3 separate regions of the Homo sapiens genome follow, and all the other regions are linked to region 1. Evidence: chromatin loops called from intact Hi-C (ENCODE). Cell type or tissue: B cell. All regions are shown on one strand.

Region 1 (8,000 bases):
AATCCTACTGTATTAGTATCCTAGGGCTATCTTTAAAAATTACCACAAACTCAGTGGCTTGAAGCAACAAACTTATTCTCTTATAGTACAGGAGGCTAGAAGTCCAAAATCAAGCTGTCAGCAGGGCCATGTTCTCAAAACTCTAGGAATCTTTCCTTGCCCCTTCCAGCTTCGGTGGCCCCACGCTTGGGGCAGCCTACCTCCATCTTCACATTGTCTTTGTGGTGTGTCTGTTTCCTTTACTCTTCTTATAAGGACGCTAGTCATTACATTCAGGACCTGCTCTAATTCATATGAACTCAATTATATCTGCAAAGACCCTATTTCTAACTTAGCTCACATGCTGAGGTTCCAGATAGATAATAATTTTTGAAGGACACTATTTAAAATCACTCTGTCTGCCAACACCTTGATTTTAGCCCAGTGAAACCCATTTCAGACATTTAACCTCTAAACTGTGGCTGTGACGTTTATATTTCCATCAGTAATGTATCAGGGTTCCAGTTTCTCTATACCTTTTATTGCCTTTCTGTTAATAGCCATTCTACTGGTGTGATGTGATATCTCATTGGACGTATTTCTCTACTGACTAATGATGTTGAGTATGTTTTTGTATGGCTATTAGCCATTTTTTTTTTTTTTTGTAAAATCACTCTTTAAATCTCTTGCCCATGGTTTAGCCCTGAGAATAAACCTAGAATTTTTTACACTAATTTTGTACTCCTGCTTTTACATTGGATTGCTTGTCTTAGTGAGTTGTAAGAGTTCTTTATATATTCTGGATACAAGTCCTTTATCAGACAGATGATTTTGCAACTAATCTCAATTGTAGCTTGTCTTTTCATTTTCTTACCACGGTATCATACTAATGTAAGGTGTTAGTAATATGAGAAAACTGGGAATTCTTTATAGCATCTTTGCAATTTTTCTAAAAATCTAAAACTACTCAATTTTTTTTTTTAATTAGTGGAGGAACTATTAGCGTAAGAGATAAGGCATTTCAGCCAACTGCAATTTGTGAACCTTTCTGGATTCTAATGTGAAAAAAAATCTATTTTTAAAAGACATTTACAAGACAGAAAATAAGTACAAACTGGATATCAGATCATAAGATAATATAAGGTATTGTAATTGTTTAAAAAATCCTTCTCTGTTAAAGATTCATATTAAAGATATTAAAGGCCAGGCATGGTGGCTCATGCCTGTAATCCCAGCACTTTGGGCGGCTGAGGCAGGTGAATCACCTGAGTTAGGGAGTTTAAGACCAGCCTGGCCAACATGGCGAAACCCCATCTCTACTAAAAGTACCAAAAATTAGCCAGGTGTGGTGGCGCACACCTGTAATCCCAGCTACTCAGGAGGCTGAGGCAGGAGAATCGTTTGAACCTGGGAGGTGGAGGTTTCAGTGAGCTGAGATCACGATGCTGCACTCCAGCCTGGGTGACAGAGCAAGACTCTGTCTCCAAAAAAAAAAAAAAAAAAAAAAAGACAGAAAAAATATTCATATTAAATATTAAAGTATTTAGAGATTTGGAAAAGGATACTACATCTAGAGTTTCTTTTGGAAGTGCCCCAGCAAAAAAGGAAAAGGGAAAAGTATAGGTCAAACAAAGATGAAATAAAATGGGAATCGATCCTACTTACTGTAGTTGATTGATGGGGCTCATTCTACTGTTTCATTTCATAAATGTTTAAAGATTTCCACACATACACCATGGAATACTACATAACCATAAAAAAGAACAAAATCACATTCTTTGCAGCAATATGGATGCAGCTGGAGGCCATTATCCTAAGTAAATTAAAGTAACAGAACACTCAATACTGCATGTTCTCACTTATATGTGGGAGCTGAACACTGGGTACATATGAACATAAAGATGGGAACAACAGATACTGGGGACTACTAGAAGAGGGAGAAGGGAGGGAGGGGCAAGAGGTGAAAAACTACCTGCTGGGTATCATGCTCACTACCCAGGTGACAAGATCAATTGTACACTAAACCTCAGCATCATGCAACACACCCACGTAACAAACCGGTACATGTACCCCCTGGATCTAAGATAAAAGCTGAAAAAGAATCCCTAACAAAAAATTAAATAAAATACAAACATTACTCATTATATAAGGTACAACAAACTGCAGTACTTTCCAGGCATGTTATTTTTGATACTAAAACTCAAAGTAGAAAGTAAATGATTCCTCGTTTATTTCTTACTATATGAACAAGTAAAAGGAGGCAAGACCTTCAAACATTTAAAACACGATTTCTCAATCCCCAGCTGCACAAGGCTTCAGTTTATATAGAACAGAAATTGAATGAGAGCTGAATGAGTGAGCCTTCCATTTAAGTACCAGATCACTCTTCCAAATTTCAGCAGTGTCCAGACAGTCTGTTATCATCTTTGCTTTTGGAATAAACACCTATAAATACATGTTCTGATAGTTTTTTTTTCCATCAAAACTAGTGTCAAACGCTTTTAAGGTATGAATGGGCAATTTTAAAAATGATTTATATAATGCAGTCTAAATGTTACCCAATGAGACTGAAGCAATGCTAATGTTAAATAAAAACTAGGTAGTAAAGGGAAATGCACTTGGACTTTTTAAATGAAAGAATTCTCTTTTATAACACATTGCTTTGACAGCTATTTCCTGAAACATAACTAATTCATAGCATATAACCTTTGATTATGGGACTATATGAGACTACCAAGGATGTCTGTAGTAAGAAGGTCAAAGAAAAGAATGTAAGAAACACTTGAATTTTAGACGTAAAAGAACAGGAACCTACAAAGATGTCCAAGAAACAATGTTCAAGAGAAGGGAGGAAAAAACCTGGAGAGTGAGTAGTGTTACAAAATCAAAGAATGGATCCCAAACCTGGTTATATACCAGAATCATCTTGCCAGTTAAAAATTCAGATTCTCAAATTCCACCTTGGCAGCTTTACTTTTGTAATTAAGCTTGTTATGTAAATCATCATCCAAATTTAACACCCATCTAAATTAAATTTCCCACGGCATGTGCGTAAATTCCTAAATCTGAGAAATCTGCTGAGGGAAACAAGGGCTAAGGATGGGCATAGAGAACGGGTCATTGGAAAAACTATCCTATATGATCACAACGGATCATGAATTGTTTGCTTACTTCTGTTAAGAATGTAATATGATGTAACAATGTAGACTATCTTAATTTATCAGTAGTTTAAGACCTTTACTCTGTATATAAGACACAAATTGCCAGCCTAAGAGTTAAATCAGCCATGTGGTCACAACTATTTGACCCACAGGTTTTTTGTTTGTTTGGTTTTTGAGACAGTCTCCCTCAGAAGCTCAGGCTAGAGTGCAGTGGCTCAATCTCAGCTTACTGCAACCTCTGCCTCCCAGGTTCAAGCGATTCTCATGCCTCAGCCTACCGAGTAGCTGGGACTACGGTGCCCGCCACCATGCCCAGCTAATTTTTGCATTTTTAGTAGAGACAGGGTTTCGCCATGTTGGCCAGGCTGGTCTCCAACTGCTGGTCTCGAATTCCTGGTCTCTCACCTCGGCCCCCGAAAGTGCTGGGATTACAGGCGCAAGCCACCGTGCCTGGCCTGATTCACAGTTTTTCCTTTTTGTTTCTGGTTTTTACATTAAGTTCGATGCTAATATTTAAATGAAACGATTTTACATAAAGTCTCAAATTGCAGCTTCTCTTGCTTTACTGATCTACTTTATGTGGTTCCTGTTGGCAGTAGAGTTTACAGCCCTACCTGTAGAAAATTGAAGACAGTTGTTATTAAATACACTAAATTACTCTCTCAGCTCAAGTAAACTGGTGTGATGTGCTTTTTCTTGTTTTTCAGATTCATAACAATCAAACCCCAAGGCATTTTCATACCAGAATTTTTAGACTAAGGAAAAGTGGGACAGACTGTGATGTAAATAAGAAACCGCTACTGCCAAAGTGCCTACAGATACTTTATATTAAGTCCTTAAATGTGAAAAATGCAGTTACTTATCTGCCTCTTTATAGACTCCCATCGGCTATTAATTTGTGCCACAAGATTATAATTTCACGTACATAACTTCTGGGTTAGACTATGCTAGTAAGAAAACTTTACCCTTGGCCTATAAATCAAGCAGTGTGATGAGTTAATGCACATTAAATTTTGGCACAGCGATGTCAGATATTATGGACGCAAATGTTTTTAGCTATTCAACCCATTGCCAATTATGCTCATAATTGTAAAAACATTTAGTAGCAATATTCTGAAAGGCCACAAGATGGGGATATGACTCCACAAAAGTGGGTCTCGGTAAAAAGTGGTTTTTTTAAGAAGGATGGTTTCACTATATTGCCCAGGGGCCTTGAACTGCTGGGCTTAAGTGATCTTCCAGCCTCAGCCTCCTGAGCTATTGGGACAACAGGCACCACATCACCACACCAGGCTCAAAGTGTGACTTTTTAAGTTATATAACAAAAAGTGAAAATGAAGTATAGAGAAAGCTTAAAGCCTGTTTATACTTTTAGTGAGTATTAAGAGTACCTTGGCACATAATTTTAACTGCCTGTTCATTTGTTGTGCAGAGTATTTGATCTGGACTGGATCTACTCCCCCTTCATTTTACAGATGATGAAACTAAACCCCCAAGAGACAAATGTACCTATAGTTATACAGACAGTTATGGATAAAGCCAGAATCAAGCCTATGTCTCTTAATTTCCATTGTAGCACAAGATCAGTCACAACAATTTCTGTCAAAGGAATGACCTTTACCCCTCAAGGTCACTTTTTAAAAAAAGGGAGAGAGATCTATTGGTAAACATTTTTCTGACGTATACTGATAAAGGTGCATTTGCATAAAACTCAAAGCATCTTTTAGTTAGGATCAAATGGTCCTTTGATTTAAAAATGTCAAGGGGTTAGAAGGGAGGTAATTTTTTCTTTGCTAGCAGTAATGTTTCTAAACTCTTACCCTGTAGTAAATTACATGAAAGAGTGATTCCTCTGGAAAATAAATTCCTTCAACCTGAAAGTAAGCCCATTCAGAATTTATCACACAGTTTCAACACTAACTGCTCATGAGGTCTTAACCTGTCACCCACTGAGATTTCTACCTCATATGAACTATATTACCGTTTCTGTCCTTACAAGGCACCTCTGCCCTGCTACAAACATTTATTCTTGTATCTTACCTCTTCTATAAAACTATAAGACTTAGGGCAGGATCTCAGATTATTTCAGGGAATTACTAAATTACTTTTAGTAAGTTCCATCTTACCTAGATTTTACAGCAGGGTTTCTCAATCTCAACATTAGCATTTGGGGCTACATTATTCTTTGTTGTAAAGGGCCTTTCTGGTACACTGCAGAATACTCAGCAGCATCCCTAGATTTTACCCACTGGGTGCCAGAACTCTCCTACATCCTGTTAGGACAACCAAAAGTGTCTTCAGACATTACCAATAATTGGGAAGAGGGGGTGGGGGGTTGCCCTAGTTGGCAGTTACTGATCTAGAGGTTTGGCAGTAATTTTAAAAGTAAAAGGGGCTGGGCATGGTAGCTCAGGCCTGTAATCCCAGCATTTTGGGAAGCCAAAGTGGGCAGATCCTTTGAGTCCAGGAGTTCGAGACCAGCCTGGGCAACATGGCAAAACCCTGACTCTATTTCTTTGAAAAAAGCGAAGGTGGGGTGGATCAGCTCTCCAAACTGTATGCCTGCAAGTATCAGAGGTATAAAAATCTCAGCAATTATATGGTCGGTTACTAATGCTAAATACACACATGGGCACAATCTGCTCAAGAATATAACCTAAAAAGAATCAAATTATTCTGTGGAAAATTGTTTCCACTGTCATCCACATATTCAGTTAAGAAAGCTCCTTGCCAGCTTATGGCTTTTCTTTCACTGCCATCTAAATGTTAATGTTTTTATTTCCAAATCTCTGAATCCAAGCCAATATTTCTGACTGGTTACTGGTGATCTCTACAAGAATCTCAAATTCAACACATCCAAAAGAGACAGCATCACTTTCCATAAGAAATTAGAACTACCTCTACAATCTATGAAGAGCCCACCGTTCATCCAATAGAGAAATTTAGTTTTCTATGTATTCTTTATGTCCTATTTTAATCTCTGTTAATTCTGCTTCCCCAGATACCTACAAAATAGAACTGGCACACAAGCTAGAATCTTTGGCCATTCCTATTCAGATTCAAGCCATTCCCTTAAAAGACAACCAAGGCCCAGAGGTTGAAACACCTTTATTAGTGACCCTACTGCTAGCTATCATTTGTGGTACATAAAACTAAAACTTGGTTGCTTTTAGTTCAATGCTTTTTGCATTATAGTAAGTTTCCTTTAAAATAAGTAACAAATTATATACACTAGAAGCAGGGGAACCCAAACATACCTTTAAATATACCCTAATTTTCTGGAAAAAGAAGTGTTTGAAGTGCTCCTAAGTACAAAATATTTTCCTTGCTTATCCTTGTTTACCAAGTTTCACCTCTAAAAATTTTTATTTCAAATGACCTGGGCCCTAATGTCTCACCCCTACTCTCTAAAGAATATCATCTTTGTTTTACAATTTGAAGTTAAGGCAATCATCATCCCAATTAATAACTGGGTAAGTTATAAACAACTTACGTCACAAAATGACCAGTAAAAATGGTATATGTCCAAACTTCACTAAATAATCATCAAATCTTTAAAAAAGGAAATGCCGTTTATCACCTAATCAGCAAAGTAAAAGTAGAGTTAAAGCAAAATGTGAATATTTACTCAAAGACAACTTGTAAGGAAGCTATTAGTTATTTCTATCATTTTAATGTATTTAAATGTATTGAACGCATCGCAAAGAAAATTTATACCATTCATGGCTGAAATGTCAGCCACAATATGTTTTCCTGAGGTTTTTCCACGTGCCCTTCCCTTTCGTTAGCCCTTGGAAAGAGAAGGACATTCTCATACATTGCTGACAGAATAAATTGCTACTATCTTTTTGGAGGTCAACTGGCAAGAAACACCAGAGCTTTAAAAATGTCAGTACCTTTTGATCCAGAAAATTCATTCTTAGGAAATTATCCAAAAGAAGTAATTAAGGATGTGTGTCAGGTAGTTTTATGAACAAGCATTCACTACAGCACTATAGGGGACTGAGGTAAGAAGCCTCTGGAGTTGGAGAACAAGTTTCTGACAGAGGCAGAATATAGCTTGCACTAGCTCAAGAAAGATGAATACTTCCAATTATCTCTTCCCTACCCTTTCACAGCAGACCAAGTGACTGAATGGCAACACTTTAACCAAAAAACCAGATTCGCCTCAAAATCCTTCAACACAGAGGTATAAACAGCCATAAACTTTCTGTTGGCCCACAAGTTGAAACATTTAGAAATATCTACCATCTGGGATGGGAAGTAGATTCTAAGGGAAAAGATCCTGTTTTATACAACTTTGGCTTTTTTATGGGTTTAGCACAGGACCGTCCAACAGATATACAAGTGACATACAAAATTTTAAAATGTTTAATATCTTGGGAAGACTTCCTTGATATAACAAAAAAAAGTTTAGTATTCACATTTACAAGGGGAAGAAATCATTTCAACATGTAATCAAAATAAAACTTATTTTACCTTAAAAACTTTTTCATTCAAGTTTAGTATCCACATTTACAAGAGGGAGAAATCATTTAAACATGTAGTCAAAATAAAACTTATTTTCCCTTAGAAGTTTTTTTTCATTCAAGTTTAGCATCCACATTTACAAGGGGAAGAAATCATTTCAACATGTAGTCAAAATAAAACTTATTTTACCTTAAAAATTTTTTTTATTCCAAGTCTTTAAAATCCAGTTTACTACACTTACAGCATGGCCCAATTCAACTACTCATTTTCCTTAGAAATATTTGATCTGTATTTACATTTCACAAAATCTGCAGTAGATCCACATATCTAAGTTGTTTCAAACATAAAAACGGACCAATAACTGTGAGTTTTTTCTTTTTGAGACAGGGT
Region 2 (8,000 bases), 680 kb after region 1:
TTGGAATAGAGAAAAACTCTATTTCATAGTCAAGGATTCTAATTTAGGGTTAAATGGAGTGGGGCCAAGAGAGAGCACGGGGCTTGATACTAATGCATCTGAACTCCTGGGCGAAATAACTTAAAACGTGGGTCTCACTGACATTGAGTCAGTGGTATCACCATATAGTAGTTGTGCTACAAGAACAATCTTACTATTCAGACTCTTTGAATCACCTGAAAGTGTTCTTGCCAGTAGCCTCTTCCCAAAAGAGATAACCAATCCTGAGAGAATTCCCTGATTTTAAGATTGCATAAATAGCTCATCAAATCCCTACAACATTCAGTTGGGATATGAAAATTACAGATATTTTTTTCCTCTTCACTTTTCACATGGAAAAACAGAAGTCTGCTTCCATTGCAGTCACCCCATCTCCTACAGGGGTGGGAAATGACTTAGCCAGTATTACAGATTGAGCCACTACCTCTTTGTAAATACTATAGTTGAGCATAGAATTTGCCCACGTATGGTACACCCAGGGATTTAGGTGGCAATCACATGCCAGAATTTTGCTTTAGATAATGAGAATCAAGTCATAAAAGAACTTGTGAAAATAAAAATTGAGACACTTAATAATATCAACCACCTGATCATTGTGGTCAGACATATGATAATTTCAATTCCTTAGCAATACTTAAAAAAAAAAAAAAAAACAACTAACTAAATAGAGGGATTAGAACCTGGAAGATAAAGAATCAAACATTAGAACAAGTAACCTTGGATCATAAATATTCTCTGACATTTTCAATTTGCTTGCAACATACAGGGTTTTGTTTTGTTTTGGTTTTGCTTCCATGAGTGTATTGTATCCCCCACTTTCTCCCCTTCTAGAAGCTGGCTAAGTATAGACGCAGACGGTGAAACTCAATCGCAGAGTGCTGACAGAGCTTCTCTTAGGGTCTACAGAACAGATCTACTGAGTCTCACATCTCTTGGTCAGCAGCGACAGGTAAACACTAGCTTTATTTTAGCAGCTCAGCTGCAGCTCCATGGGCAGCTGTCCTTACTGCACATAATCAGTCCCTCTTTTCAGGGGGTTATAACTCAACTATCAAAATACCAAAATATGCTCCGGTTTGAAACTTGGTGTATAGAGTCCCAAGCCCAGGAATGAATGTGGTTTACTTCCAAATTTAAGAAAATATTGAGTTTTGTAGGTCATTTATTTACTATTTTCAAATATGTTTGAAGAATCTTTTAAATGCCATAGGAAAATGTACTAAAAAGGACACACCATTTTAATACCTTTGGTGATTCATTCTGAATTTCAGCACACCACTGAAAGAACCAAATGGTGGTGGAAAAAAAGAGTTTGTTTTATTTTCTTACCAAATACAGATGTTTTGACCACTTGGGTCCTCATCAGTGTTCAAAATATTAGTGTGTTGTAACATAATAAAATAAAGGCGTTAACTTCTTTGTTTTGTTCTTTTCAGTGATGTGCAGAATGGATTAACGAGTTCTTGTTTCTGGCCCTCGTATAACTCAAAAACTCGTTTCAACTTAAATAAATTAAGTAAGTAATTAGTTCATAATATGGCCTAATCACCTCTGGTATTTTGAAACAAACAAAAACACAAAAATGGCTGTTGCACATTTGCACTTAATTACTTCCACAGAAAACACTCATGTGGACTTTATTACAGGTGACATAAATTTCAAATCTAAGCTTTGTTTGTGATAGAAACCTGGGTTATGGTATTGTGTAGACTTCCACGAAGATTCTGTAACCGTCCCTACTATTTTCCTTAAGAAAATGAAACCACAGTCTATGAAACCACATTCTTGCGCTCTTAATTGGCAAAAGAAAGTGCTTTATTTCAAAAACTCTGGAGAATAGTTTACTTCCTACAGAGGCTCAAAGGACGTTAATATAAAAGGTAGTATCATTTCTGGAATTTCTGCAGTGTTCAATTTTTGCTCTTGGAGTCTGAACAGTTCTTGTTTGCATACACGTCTATCTGGGAATTGCTCTTAGTGATCAGGACAGCCTTATGGAAATCCTTCCAGATGAATATACTCAATAGAGCAAAAAATCTTGCTCTGTCTTTAATGTAAAGGAAAAAAGGACTTTTAAACAAGTGTGTAATTGTGAGTTCTAGCCTTAAAGGAACTTTCTTGGCTTGGATTTCTTCTACCCTCCCCTTCAGATACTTAATAATCAAAGTATATGCCAAGAAACTAATGATGCAAACCAGAGTATTGCACATGAACTTGGATCGCTTTCCCATTGTGTAGTGTGTGTAGTGACCAAGATTGGACCCAAAAAGTCGATGATAGAAAATAGACAATGCAACATAATCAAGGTACGCCCACCTTGGGTAAATTCACTAACCCATTTCCTATCCTTCATAAATGCATATAATGATTCTCAGTATAGATTCTGAAACTTCTAGGCTAATCTGGCCATCAGCTGTGAAAGGAAGAAGGATCAACCTTGATTAGTAAACTTCCAGGTCATTTGCTTGGCATGAACCCACTGATGTGTTAGCTGCATACCTCACAATTCTTTAGGTGTTATCTGATGTTACCAAGCATTCCTGATGCCCTTTGAATTTCAATACAGAAATCTAAGTACAACTAAACATTTCCCCAAGCTGTGACAGCCTTATGGCTATTACTCATTTTAGAACTGAGACCAACTTTTCTTCTGACATTTGACCTGGGAGAGTTTCTTCTTTAGCTTTCTGAGTCATGCAAATTTATTCAAATTCTGTATTGCAACCCTTGTCAGTTGTGGCCATACATTCACTTAGTGATATCTTACACACAATAGGCTCTCAATAAACATTTGCTTTCCAGAATGAAACTAGCCTTATCATAAGAAAAAATGGAATAGATTTCAATAGAGTTATAAATGAACTAGAAGAAAGACTAATAGATCTTGAGTATATTAAAAAAAAAAAAATCAAGCAGTGAGAACAGTTGGGTTTTGATACAGTTTCCCAAGGGAAGTAGTAGAAGTTTCATTACTCAGGGCATTTTAAAGTAGAATAGACAAAACACTAGTGGGGTATGTTGAAATAAAATATGCGTAGTCCGTCTGTGAATTAGTGTTTACTTTCAATATAATTATAAGTGAAGCAACACTGTAATGGGAATTTTTCATACACAGGAAAGCTATGGCTACTATGTTTCCACATCGACCATATGTTGCACATATTGGTTGCTGTGGATGTGTATCCCTACTGCCCTCTAGTGGATGAAATGTAAGACCTACCTGATTAACCAGATCTAACAAGCTACTGGTTTGGGGGTATATCAATCTTTAATCATTTAGGGTAGAAAGAAAATAGCTGTGTTGATGCATTTTCCATCAAATTATAAAATTGAAGGGCATTAAAAACAACAGAATCAAACTCTGTAATTAAGACTGCCATTTAATGTTTGTTCGCACACGGTATTCATTTCTGTGTATCCCTGCCAAAGATCCATTGTGTAATGTTGTCCTCACATGACATTAAAAACACCAGTTCCCTGGAAAATACAAAAAAGAAACCGTGCTGCCTTGAAATACACGGAGTTCACTTTCAGAAACATAAAATTAATACAGACACAGTAACATAATTTGGAACACAAATAATGGCTACAAGAAACTTGAAAACCAGGACTGCTCCTTAACTCTGAGCAAGCGTATTAGCAGTCTATGGGTGTGCTGGCTGGTAGTCAGAAGAGGGCAAGCAAAATGGGTTTCAGAACAGGGAAGCTGATTTGAGAAAGGACTGACTAAACACATAGTAATAGGGCAGGAAAATAACTCTAAACACACATTTGGTACTGTGGGTATATATTTAATGCTGTCACATTGAGGCTGCTTTTCAAGTGTAGCACCCAGATGCTGTACTCCCAATGAAGAAAGATAGGGACCTGTACAGTTCTTTGGCATTTTGTCATTAAGACACAGGACAAATCTGAAGGCCATCCTCTTTGTATAATTTTAATTATTTTACAGGATTTAGACTTTAATCACTAAGTTTTAGTCTCACACTTAGCATATAAAATAATTCTCCTAAAACACCAAGAGGAAACAATTATACAATCTACGTTGCCAAAACAACTGACATACCAAAGAGAATAAATGAAATCCGAAAGAAGAGAAACATACCGTGTGCATGCTGAGTGCACCAGGGCAATGGCCCTTATTATGAATGTGGGAAATAAATTGGCTAAATCTTTAAATATCATAAATTGTTCGAAGCTGGTGATATGTGAGTAGATGTACACTTGAGGGGAGGGGAACTGGGTGGGCATGGCCCAGATCGCTCTCTGAGTTAGTGACAGTTTTTACAGTACATAATTTGGTAAAAAAGTATTGGTTTAGTAATGAAAGGTAGGTCCCAATGGACTTCTCCTTGTAAACTTAAAAAGAGCAACAGACTTATCTAGATAGAGCTACAAAGCAACATGAAAACTCTCATTACCTGAGTGATCTAGAAGAAAATCTAACTTGATAAATATCCTGGAAGCATTGTTTTCATCTCAACTAGATTTACTGTATAGCAATTAGCATCTCTATAGATAGATATGGGGAAGCCCAGGAGAGCTGGGGGTAAGCAGTATGGGCCAAAAGGAGGAAATACAGCCAATTTCCTACTTAGCACCACGGACAGAGCTGTCAGCAGAAAGAAACATCCTTGGAGTTATCCTTGGTGTTAAAGAAACACAAAGAAATCAGTGTTGCATTTTAAAGATGCTTCTTATCCCCATTGCGACTGGCAGTCTGGGTTGGAATTATGTTCCAGTGCTTCCCTGTAGGGCACCCATTGGAGCTGAACGAATAAAAAGGTGTCTTGCCCGCCTGTGCACATACAGGAAGGAAAGGTTGATACAGGAGAATGATGTCTCCTTGACTTTTGTCTGACTCTTCTCTGGTTTTTGAAAAATCATAGCACTCTGAAGAATACTATCCAGTCTTTCCCATGTCAAGACAAGTCCCTGTGCATTTCAGCCTTAGGGTCTCTAGGGCACAGGGATTGCTCTGGGGCACAACTAGGGAAAGGGAATAAGTAAAGACAACTCTAAAAGGAAGTAAAATGCCTTCTATTCCATCTCATGTTATAGAAGATTACAAATAAGACCCTCTTCTTCCTCTCAGTTCTGGCCTTTATGAGGTGGAAGTCACTATTAGACTCTATAACTGAATAACAGATTCTGGAAAATTAGAACTATCTCTCTTGCACTTGAGAAGTCAGTGGGTCTCCTTTTCTGTCCTGCTGAAGCCAGATACAGACAAATCTAGAGAACCAGTTTTATGAAAGAAAGTAGCCTAGCACAAATTATTTGGCATTAAACCATACCATCATTTGCTAAAGACTTGGAGTCAAAGCTTTTCTCATTTGATTGTTAATAAGAAGCTTATATTTCTAAAATATCTTGATTACCAGGGAACTTGTGGGTTTTGGCTTTAATCAATTCTTAGGGCTTTTCCTATCTTTTGTTTCTTAGACCTTTATGTCCACAGGATAGTCTAGAGAGTTGAAATTTACTTTTTGCCAGCTCACTATGCATGTTCACCAAATGGTAAAGTTCTCACTTTAAAGCCCAGCAAGACAAGATGAGCTCTGTCTGCCCAGCAGCCTTTCAGAGGCATTAAGGGTAAGAGAGAAGGTAAGTAATTCACTATGCGTCCCCATTTCTATAATGGGGAAGGACGTCTTGATACATTTACAATACTCCTCTGGGGATATTTCATCAGTTATACCTAAACTCTAATGGACAATAATTGATTTGAACTTTCCACTTAGCACAGAGCTGTAAACAGCTTCACTGCAGACGGCAGCAATGAGCCGACGTTTTGTAAAGTGGAGAGAGATTCAGAAAACTTTTGTACTGGGTCATGCCGTAGCCTAACAGCTTTTGAATCCAGGGAAGAAACAGTTTGTCCTCCTGGTTTTAATAGCTGGGCTAATCGAGTTTCAAGCCTGCAGTAGGTATAGGTTATCTTTTGAAGGCATTCCATTTTAACCCCTCACTATTATGATGGGTTTATAACCTAGCCATAAAAATGTACTCCTGATTTAGACATACATCAGGACACATTCAAAAACATAACTTTCTGAATGTTAATTTCCTGGTGAAGGAAAAAATAAGACATTAAAGTCATTTTAAGACTACAGATTTTTTTTTTTTTTAACTCTGCGTGGGTGGTGAGCCTTTCAGGGAAAATATTCCCTCTCCTCCAGTGTCCCTCATCTGGTTGACACCACCCTGTCTCTCCCTCTCACTCAACATCACTTTGTTTCGGGCTGTATCTTAGTGCAATCTCCCATGGAATGGCCCCAAAGACTAATCTGCTACAAGGCATGAAACAAGCACAAGTATAGCTCTGTTCCATGACTTTCTTTTATAGCCTCCCTCCAGCCCCGTTGAACACACAAGTAGATGAAGTTTAGAAGAATTCTTTCACTATTTAAATCAGCTCTTCTGTCTCACTACGGCATGATAGAGGGTAAAATGAAGAGAAATGAAAGACTAACTACATTTTACTTAGACCACTACATCGTCTGCTCAGTCTATAGCTTTCCTATTTTGTTCCACACTCCTGGAATTCTCACAATGGGATTCAAAGCTCACCTAGAAGCCACTCTTAGACAACAAAGGACACAGTCCCCTTTGGAGTTGTTGCTGCCACTTCTCTTGTGTCAAAGATCTACAAACCTTGTGGCTGTGAAGTAGGACTTTATGAACACACAGCAAGAAAGTATATTTTGTGAATATACTGCAACCGGACGTTACCCGCCTTACATGAATTTGACATGGAATATGAATTTTCCCTCAATTCAGCTGATAAGATTGTAAGAGCAAAGGCATACCACTGTCAGAAAATAGATTTACCCTGCACCCCCAATTGTAATTCCCTTTCTAGAAATCTACAGAAAAAATAGGATATAATCAGACATTTTGTAAGATGTTGTCCAGATTCTGAAATGCATTAAAATCAAACTGAACATAACTTGTTCCACTTGGTCCTGAAAATTACATTCTGTAGCTTCTAGACATCAAACTTAGTTCTGGTTTTGATGTAACCGCTGATTATTTAGGTAACACTAAGCAAGGTACTGAACCTTACAGAGCCTCAATTTTTCCATTTCTCATTTGGGGAGAATGACACCTGTGTGTTCTTATTTATTGATGGATGAGATGAAATTATATCATAAGCTACTGAAAAAAATGGTGTTATATATATTTTGGGTCAGTCACCTTTACCTTTACAGCAGCATGACCAATGATTGGCAAAGTAGTCAAAGTCTACTTCACCCCTCCTGGGTAGAAGGCAACATGGAAAGGGTATTTTCCATCATTTGGCAGTAAGGGCCTAGCTCTACCCATGTTCTTCCCCAGGCAAGCCCTTTTCTCCCATAATCAAAGGGCAACATTTTAATATTTAATCTTTAAATCAAATATGGCATTCTCAAATTTGATTTAACCAATGTCTAAACTTCACTGAGCTTTCAGTTGAGCCACTAACTCCCTCTTTCACTGTCAAGCTTCCATGGAACACTCTTTAACCACAAAATTTTGTACAATGGTACCTAGTGAGCTCAAATGACTTTCTCACTGATCAACAATTATTAGTCTGTAAGGAGTTTATACTACAGAACATCACTCTGGTGTGTCAGGCTCAGCTCTCATAGACTTAACTAAGCATAAAATGTGCTTTACAAATAAAATGCTTATAAAAGTTAACAAAGAAGTTAACAAAAGTTAACAAAGAAGTGGATGACTTACATTCACCCTGTGTTTTATACCTTGGAATTCAAAGTTCCATACTTAATGGAAATGGGGAAAGCTTAGCAAGGGTTCAGAGCAAAGGCCAAAGAACCTTCCTTCCTTGTTTGCCCAAAATATTAAAGAGATAATTTGATAATGGTCATTAGTAAGATGATGTGTTAATAGATGTTCCTTACCTATAACTCAGATTAAACATTTAAAAAGGGGGTTTATGAAGTATGAGGGATTGA
Region 3 (8,000 bases), 310 kb after region 1:
CTCTATCATCCAGGTTTGTGTAAGTACACTCTATAATGTTCACACAATGACAAAATCACCTAATGATGCATTTTGCAGGACTTATCCTCTTCATTAAGCAACACATGATTGTATTATTGTTGAATTCCATTTCTGTCTTCAATTTTGTCAATTTTTGCTTCATCTACCTTGGGAGTCTTTTGTCAGGTGTATATATATTTATAGTTGTTATGTTTTTCTGATGGATTGACTCTTTTATCGTTAGAAAATGCACTTTTTGTTTCTAGTAACAATTTTTTCTTTAAAAGTCTATTTTTGGGAAAATTAAAAATCAAAGAAAAAAATAAAAATAAAAAGTCTTATTTTTATATTAACATAGTAACTGTAGCTCTCTTTTGCTTACTATTTGCATGGTATATCTTTTTCCATCCTTTTCCTTTCAACCTATTTGTACTTTAAATTGAACATATGTCTCTTGTAGATAGCATATGTATTTTTAATCCATTCTGCCAATCTCTGCATTTGGACTGGAGTGTTTAATTAAATGCATTTATATTTAATGTAATTCCTGATAAAGCTTACACTTATCATTTTGGTATTTGTTTTCTACATGTCTTATGTAAATGGCCTTTATCAAGTTGAAGAATTTCTCTTGCATTACTAGTTTGCTGAGAAGCATTTTTCAGGAATGTATGTTAGATTTTGTTAAGTGCCTTTTCTGTGTCTATTGAGATAATATGTTAATTAACATTTTTGGTAAATATCCTTTTTAATGGTTACATAAATATTTGTTCAATATTTCAATTAAAAAAAAAAAACTCTACCAGCATACGATGATTGAGGCCTGGCATGGCACTAGATGATATCAACCAATCTAAGTAAAGGGATATAATTAGATCTATTAGTACTATATCAAAAGAAGTAATAGTTTCATTAGATTCCATATATTTGCTTCAGAACAAATATGAAGTACTGAAGTACCACACTTTAATAATGACATTAATAAACTAGAAAATGTCCAGAAGGCAGCAACGAGGATGATAAGACCTAGAAACCATGTGGTATAAAAAAATTGTTGAGAGTACTGGTGCTATTTAATCTGGAAACATAGAACTATATGAGTGGTCAAATATGGTAACAACTCCTACAAAAAATAAAACGTTCTTGAGAGAGAACATGTTATTTTAGTTGTACCATAGGGTAAAACGTTACTGAAGACAAAATCTTAATTCTCCTAACTAACGGAAACTTCTATGAGAATTAGAGCCTCACAGCAGTTGAATGGGCTCTACCCAAAGTGTAGGCTCCCAATCCCGGAAGGTGTTCAGGCAGAGGATACATCACTACAAGTTAGGGACACTGTAGAAGATCTCTATCTGGGTTGGCGAGGAGGGTAGATCAGACTACCTAGTCTTGAAGGATTCTTCTAATTTTACAAGCTGATAGTTTTGTGATCCTCAAGCTGGGGATTTTGCAGAGTCCTAAACAAGGAGAATGATGTCAGGTGAATTCACCAAGGGTATCTGAGTCATGTATGGGGAGCTGCCCCACTGTTACCATGACTATCCCTATGCTCAGGGAAAAAATACTCAGACCCTTGAGTGTATTAGATAAATCCTTACACGTCAGCCATCTAACTTGTCTGACGCTGGCTCTGTGCACAGTAGTGGTTTTTCTCTCCTCTGGAAAAAAAAACTAGAAAAGTAATAACCTCCCTTATAAGTAATAAATTGTCTGACACTGGCTCTGTGCACAGTAGTGGTTTTTCTCTCCTCTGGAAAAAAAAACTAGAAAAGTAATAACCTCCCTTATAAGTAATAACTAACAGATAAATAAGAAGCATTTTATAAATATAAAAATGACATATGAGTACTTAAATGTAGTCTGCATCAAACAGTCCAATGATATATGAGGAAGAGGCACTCTGAAACAGCATTAATTGCTATTCTAATCATAAGCAGAATTATAAATACAGTTGGCCCTCCCTATCTGCAGATGCCACATTCTTGGATTCAACCAACTGCAGTTCAAAAATATTTGAAAAAAATTAAAAATAACAATACAACAATAAAAAATAATAAACATTTTAAAATACAGTATAACAACTATTTACATAGAATTTATACTGTATTAGGTATTGTAAGTTGTCTAGAGATGATTTAAAGTATGCGAGAGGATACGCACAAGACTAGAACATCTGAGGAGTTTGGTATCTGTGGGGGCCAGGGGGTCCTGGAACTAATTCCTCACAGTTAGTTAGGGATAACTGTAATAGAATATTTTAATTTTTAAAACACCATGAATTTACTGAAGATATAGCATAAGAAATTTACATTTAACCATGATAAATTAAAACCAATAATAAAAACTAAAAAAAACACAGAAAACTTAAATATGTATCATTTGTTATTCAAAACAATTAAAAGACTTCTTAGACACATTCATTAGATGTTAAAACTTAGAACAATCAGGTAAGTTCTTACCATCAAACTTGTCATATTTCAAATGGCCATTGGCTTCCGGCATAATAGTGACACTTGACACAGTGTTTTTAGCATCACCTTCTTCCTCACTTGCTAATTCTTGCTTAAGTTTGGTGTCTAACCAGTCATTGACCAGCTCCTGAGCTACAATAAAACAAAAACATGTTAAGTATTTCAGTTACTTCAGAGATTTTCTTTATTCACTGTTTTCATTTATTCAATAAATATTAATTGAGTACCTATCGTGTCAAGTACTGTTCTAGATACTGGAATACAACAGTGAACAAAACTGAAAAAATAAGCCCTAGCATCATGAAACTTACATTCCAATTGGGGAAGAGAGACAATAAGTAAATAAGAGAAAAGGCAGGGACAGGAAGACATGGAAGATGGGTGTTGTAGCTTTAAATTGGGAGGTAAAAGAAAGCTTCACTGAGAAAAAGATATTTGAGCAAAGAAGGGAAGAAAGATAGAGAAGTGAGGATCTATAAGGTAATATTATTCTCTGCAGAGGGAAAGCAAATGCAGAGGTCCTGTGCAGGAGTATCTACAGTGTTGGAAAAACAGCAAGGAGGCCAGTGTGGTCAGAGAGAAGTGAGGAGGAGACAGCAGGAGATGAGGTTGGAGGGGTAATGTGCAGATCAGGTTTAGGGGAATGTTTAGGGCAATGATTATCAACCAGGTGCAATCTTGCCCCCCAGTGGACTTATGCCAATGTCTAGAGCCATTTTGTGTTGTCATAACTGGGGAAGCAATACTACTGTCTAGTAGGTAGAGGCCAGGGATGCTGCTAAACATTTGCAATTCACAGGACAGCCCCCACAAAAATTCTCTAGCCCAAAATGTCAATAGTCCTGAGGCTGAAATTCCCTTGCTTACACTCTTGACACAATTCTAGCTACTTTGGCTTTTACTCTGAGTACAATGGGAAGCCACAGGAGAGATGTGAGCACAGAGGTGATATATTTTAAGAGAATCACTTTGACCATTAAGTTAAAATAAACTATAGGGGATAAGCACGGAGGTAGGGAACACCAATTGGGAAACAAGTATAATAATCCAAAAGAGAGGTGATGGTGGCCTGGATCTGGGAGTGGAGGTATTAACAATGGTCAGATTACAGAAAAGAATGTTTTGAGGTGGAGTTGACATGACTTGCTAATGGACTGGATATAGGACATGAGAGAAAGAAATCTATGAGTTTTTTGGCTTAAGCAACTGCAAGGATGATGATGCCATTTACTGAGACGGGGAAGGCCAAGGATAGCAGCAGGCTTGAGGAGGAAGATTAGGAGTTCGGTCCCAGACATGTTAGGTTTGAGATGTTTAGGAGACATCCAAATAGGGATGTCAAATATGGTATTGGCTACAATACTCTGGATTTCAGGGGAGAGGTCCAAGCTGAAGAAATAAATGTGGAAGTTTTCAGCACGCAGACTGTATTTAAAATCATAGAAGTGGATGAAATTACCAAAGGAGGAAGGTAGACACAGAGGAGGTTCAAGGACTGAGTGCTGAGGAACTCCAGGATTTAGCGGTTGAAGAGAGAAGGTGGAACTAGGAAAGCTGACTAGGCCATTGAGGTAGGAGGAAAATCAAAGAGTGTGATATCCTGAAAGCTAACCTCCATTTGGATTTCTTTCTTAATGCTATTAAGAAAATTTCCTGAAATTATTTAGGTATGGGGAAAATGCCTGCTTTAGCATAGCTTTCATCATTGTTATTACTATCAAACAGCTCTTTTGTCTATTTTCTCATTACCTTCATCATTATGATGATCATTATTGCATAGTTAGTTCTTAGGGAATGGGGTGTTTACATTAAATGATGCCAAGAGGCATTTAATACAGATAAAATAGGAAAAAATAAATCAGAGTAATATAAACGAAGTGTTAAAAGCATACTAGCAACAAATGCCATTGGCTTTCAGGGGAAGGTAGAGAAAGGGAGAAGATATTTACTGAGTAGCCCTTGCATATAATAATTCAAACATTTATGTGTATAGTAATTTATATGCAAAATAATTCACACCTACTAAATAACATTCATTGGTAAATGGGGATTTACTGTGAAGTGCCCCCCAAAAACAAATAAAACTTCCCTTGGAGGGGTTAAACTGTAGAAATACCTTGTGTTAGACCACATGAGAAGTATACAAACTACCTTAAAGCACAGATTTTCAAAGTATGTTCCTCAGAACACTACTTTTGTAGAATATTAGTATAGTTTATGATAGGAGAAAAAAAATGATATAAACCTTTGAAAACCATGTTCTATCCATTGGTGTTCTATCCATATACCAAACCATGTTCCTAATGTGAATCACTAGTTTCTCAGGATAATATACAGATTTCAGGATAAAAAGAGGTTCATGGTCTAGGCAGCATGGGAAATGAGGCAAGTAAACATTTCTTTTCAACTGCAGGACTTCTCAAAACCCTTAACAGGCTAAAGTATATTGGGTATCTCTACTGGCAGGGTGGGAGGTGGGGTGGGCAAGATCAGCCAAGCCAATTTCAGAATCAATCTCCTTTCTCTAGCTCCAGTACTATCAACCACTCTAAACCACTCACCATTACTGCTCACCCAGACCACCACCAACAGCCTCCCACTGGTTGCCCTTTTCTCTCTTTTTCTCCCCTATAATCCATTCTTCCTATATTTAATTTATTATTTGTTTATTTATTGAGATGGAGTCTCGCTCTGTCACCCAGGCTGGAGTGCAGTGGCAAGATCTTGGCTCACTGCAACCTCTGCCTTCCGAATTCAAGTGATTCTCCTGCTTCAGCCTCCCAAGTAGCTGGGATTACAGGCACCCACCACCATGCCCTGCTAAATCCTTCATATATTTTATAAACTGTCATATTACTCCTCTGCTTAAAACCCTTCAATTCTATCCTGTCATACTCAGAGTAAAATCTAAATTCTTTCCCCAGGCTTGGAAAGCCCTATGTGACATACCTTCTCCTCACTCCCGCCAGCTTCTCTCTGTGGGGAAGCTCCAGCCACATGGGTCTTCCTGCAGCACACCATGCCTGTCTGTACTTCATGCTCCCTTTCCATCTGCCTGGATGCTTCCCCCATCACATTGTTCAACTGACTCCTTGCTCCTTGCTGACTCAGGTCTGAACTTGAAGGACTTATTACTACTGGATCACTGTAAAATTTTCTTTATTCCCACAAGAAATGTATATTTCATGAAAGCAAGGGCTTTGTCTCTCTTGTTCATAACCAGTACTTCCAGTGCCTACAACTGTACCTAGCACAGAGTATATGTGTGTTGAATAAATGAAGAAATAAATGGAATAACTGGAGACATGAGTCATCCAAATGGAAGTTGGCTTGTAGGACATCACACTCTTGACTTTCCATCTACCACAGTGGCCTCCCTTTCTCAGTCTCCTTTGTTGGTCCTTCCTGATTCCTTCTATACCTAAATGGTAGAGTTCCCCAGGGCATCAGTAACGAAAATACCAAATTCCAGAAGAGTAAATGCTTCTGGGACATAGGAAGGTTAAACTGTTTTTAGGGTCTCTTTATCAGGAATAAAACTGATTTATAGACTATAGTCAAATTATCTGTATAATATCTGATCAAATTAACATGCTACCATCTTTGTCACAGGACTAATATCTTACAGCATTCACCAATTAGCTGTTGTATCAAACTACCTCTGGATGTGGTTCTAATTTGGGAAACAAAATGAGGCTTAAGTATATCCTTACTTGTAATATTGGAGTTAATTCCAGAGTAAAATAGTTTCAGGGGAGTAGAAAGAAAGGGAAATTAAGAACAAGAGTAAGAAAACTTCCATTCTCTACTTTGAAATGCATCATGGGTTATGCTTTAAGAATTGTTAACATCGCAGCAGAAAATGCATTCTCTTACCTTCTGCATAGATTTCATCATGATCCTCTATTTGCTCAGATGTTTTCAAATCTGTGATTTGGCCCCAGGGACTTCTAGGTAAATCTGAATTTCTAGTAAAAAATGCATTTGACACTGCAAACTCTGAGGCTTTCTCCACTCTCTTCAATATAACAGAAAAAAAAATCCATAAAGATGACAACAAATTTGTTCAGTTAGAGAATTTCTCTCCTACTCAAGAAACTGATTTTCTACCACCTACTAAGATTCGTTCATTTTTCCATTTTTGGAGAAACTCTTGAGGTTTAAACATCTACCCCCAAATATTCTGGGAGGTTTCATATATAATATTAAATTAATTGCAGTATTTTACCAAGTTCTAACAGATGTTCACAATTTTGATATTTGAATAAAAGTTATTAAGATTTAGATAACTTTTGTTTAGGGCATTAGTGATAGGATCCTGAGACATGGATATTTTACTTTAAATAAAAAATATTATATTTTATTAGTTTTCATGCCCTTAGGACTTGCATATGAATATGAACCAGAGGTAGAGTAACCACACTTCAGCAAATTAGTACTCCTGAAGGAAATCTCCCATCTCATATTAGGCAATCATATATTAGGTTCAATAAAATTGGAATAAACAGAATCACTGAACTGTAGCCATCTAGAATGTTTTAACTCAACAGCAAGAGTCTAGTAAAAACATGACCAAATTTGCAGGATTGGGGGAAGAAACAGCAGAAGTGGACAAACTGCCTTAGTGTTTTTATTTACCTGCACAGAATAAAAACGCTTATATTAGGCTGGGTGCAGTGGCTCATGCCTGTAATCATAGCACTTTGGAAGGCCAAAATGGGAGGACTGCCTAAGCTCAGGAGTTTGAGACCAGCCTGGGGCACTTAGTGAGACTCCAACTCTAGTTAAAAAATAAAAAATTAGCCGGGTGTGGTTGTGCACACCTATAATCCTAGCTACTTCAGAGGCTGAGGCAGGAGGAATCGCTTGAGCCCAGAGGGTTGGGACCACAGTGAGCTGTGTTCATGCCACTGCACTCCTGCCTGGGTGACAAAGTGAGACTGTCTCAAAATAAATAAATTTAATTAAATAAATTTTAAAGCTGGGCACGGTGGCTCATGCTGTAATCCCAGCACTTTGGGAGGCCGAGGCGGGTGGATCACTTGAGGTCGGGAGTTCAAGACCAGCCTGGCCAACACGGTGAAACCCTGTATCTACTAAAAATACAAAAATTAGCCGGGTGTGGTGGCATGAGCCTGTAATCTCAGCTACTTGGGCAGCTGAGGCATGAGAATCACTTGAACCCGGGAGGCAGAGGTTGCAGTGAGCTGAGATTGTGCCACTGTACTCCAGCTCGAGTGACAGAGCGAGACTCTGTCTCAAAAGAAAAAAAATGTTAAAACTTATTTTATAACTTAACCCCTAACTTCCCCCTCCCAGAAACCTGCTTTCTCCCATGATTGCTGTGTTTCTTCCAACTCAGATAGTGACAACTACATTCCTCAGGATGAAAACTTTGGCGTCCTTAATCCAATCTATCTCTCTCTTTCTCACCCCACATATAATTGATCAGGACATCTGTTGACTCTATTTTTAAAATATATACAGAATCTGACCCCTTTCCATCACCTCCATTGCTACCATGTT

Evidence for each region. A loop is a pair of places that touch in the nucleus more often than their neighbours do. Peaks named below come from ENCODE experiments on the same cell type or tissue, not always from the same donor. Only the 100,000 strongest peaks of a DNase experiment are listed, where the experiment ranks them.
Region 2: it touches region 1 in a loop (14-fold over the local background); 9 of 110 quality-filtered maps call a loop at or near these places.
Region 3: it touches region 1 in a loop (12-fold over the local background); 42 of 110 quality-filtered maps call a loop at or near these places.

What each region holds. Positions count from the first base shown.
Region 1 is chr3:113,732,390-113,740,389 of GRCh38, forward strand. The region is part of intron 1 of NAA50 (N-alpha-acetyltransferase 50, NatE catalytic subunit); the gene reads right to left. Among named protein-coding and RNA genes, the nearest start is that of NAA50, 9.9 kb to the right of the region's middle. In B cell, CTCF peaks have their summits at 4,271 (motif pointing right) and 4,471; a DNase peak (open chromatin) is centred at 4,272; H3K27ac peaks cover 1,844 bases.
Region 2 is chr3:114,415,652-114,423,651 of GRCh38, forward strand. All of the region lies in intron 7 of ZBTB20 (zinc finger and BTB domain containing 20), which reads right to left. Among named protein-coding and RNA genes, the nearest start is that of ZBTB20-AS5, 34 kb to the right of the region's middle. In B cell, CTCF peaks have their summits at 3,235 (motif pointing left) and 3,436; a DNase peak (open chromatin) is centred at 3,210.
Region 3 is chr3:114,040,241-114,048,240 of GRCh38, forward strand. It overlaps CCDC191 (coiled-coil domain containing 191), which reads right to left. Exons shown (of 17, transcript NM_020817.2): 3 at 6,351-6,492; 4 at 2,463-2,606. Among named protein-coding and RNA genes, the nearest start is that of CCDC191, 12 kb to the right of the region's middle. In B cell, CTCF peaks have their summits at 3,118 (motif pointing left) and 3,318; a DNase peak (open chromatin) is centred at 3,161.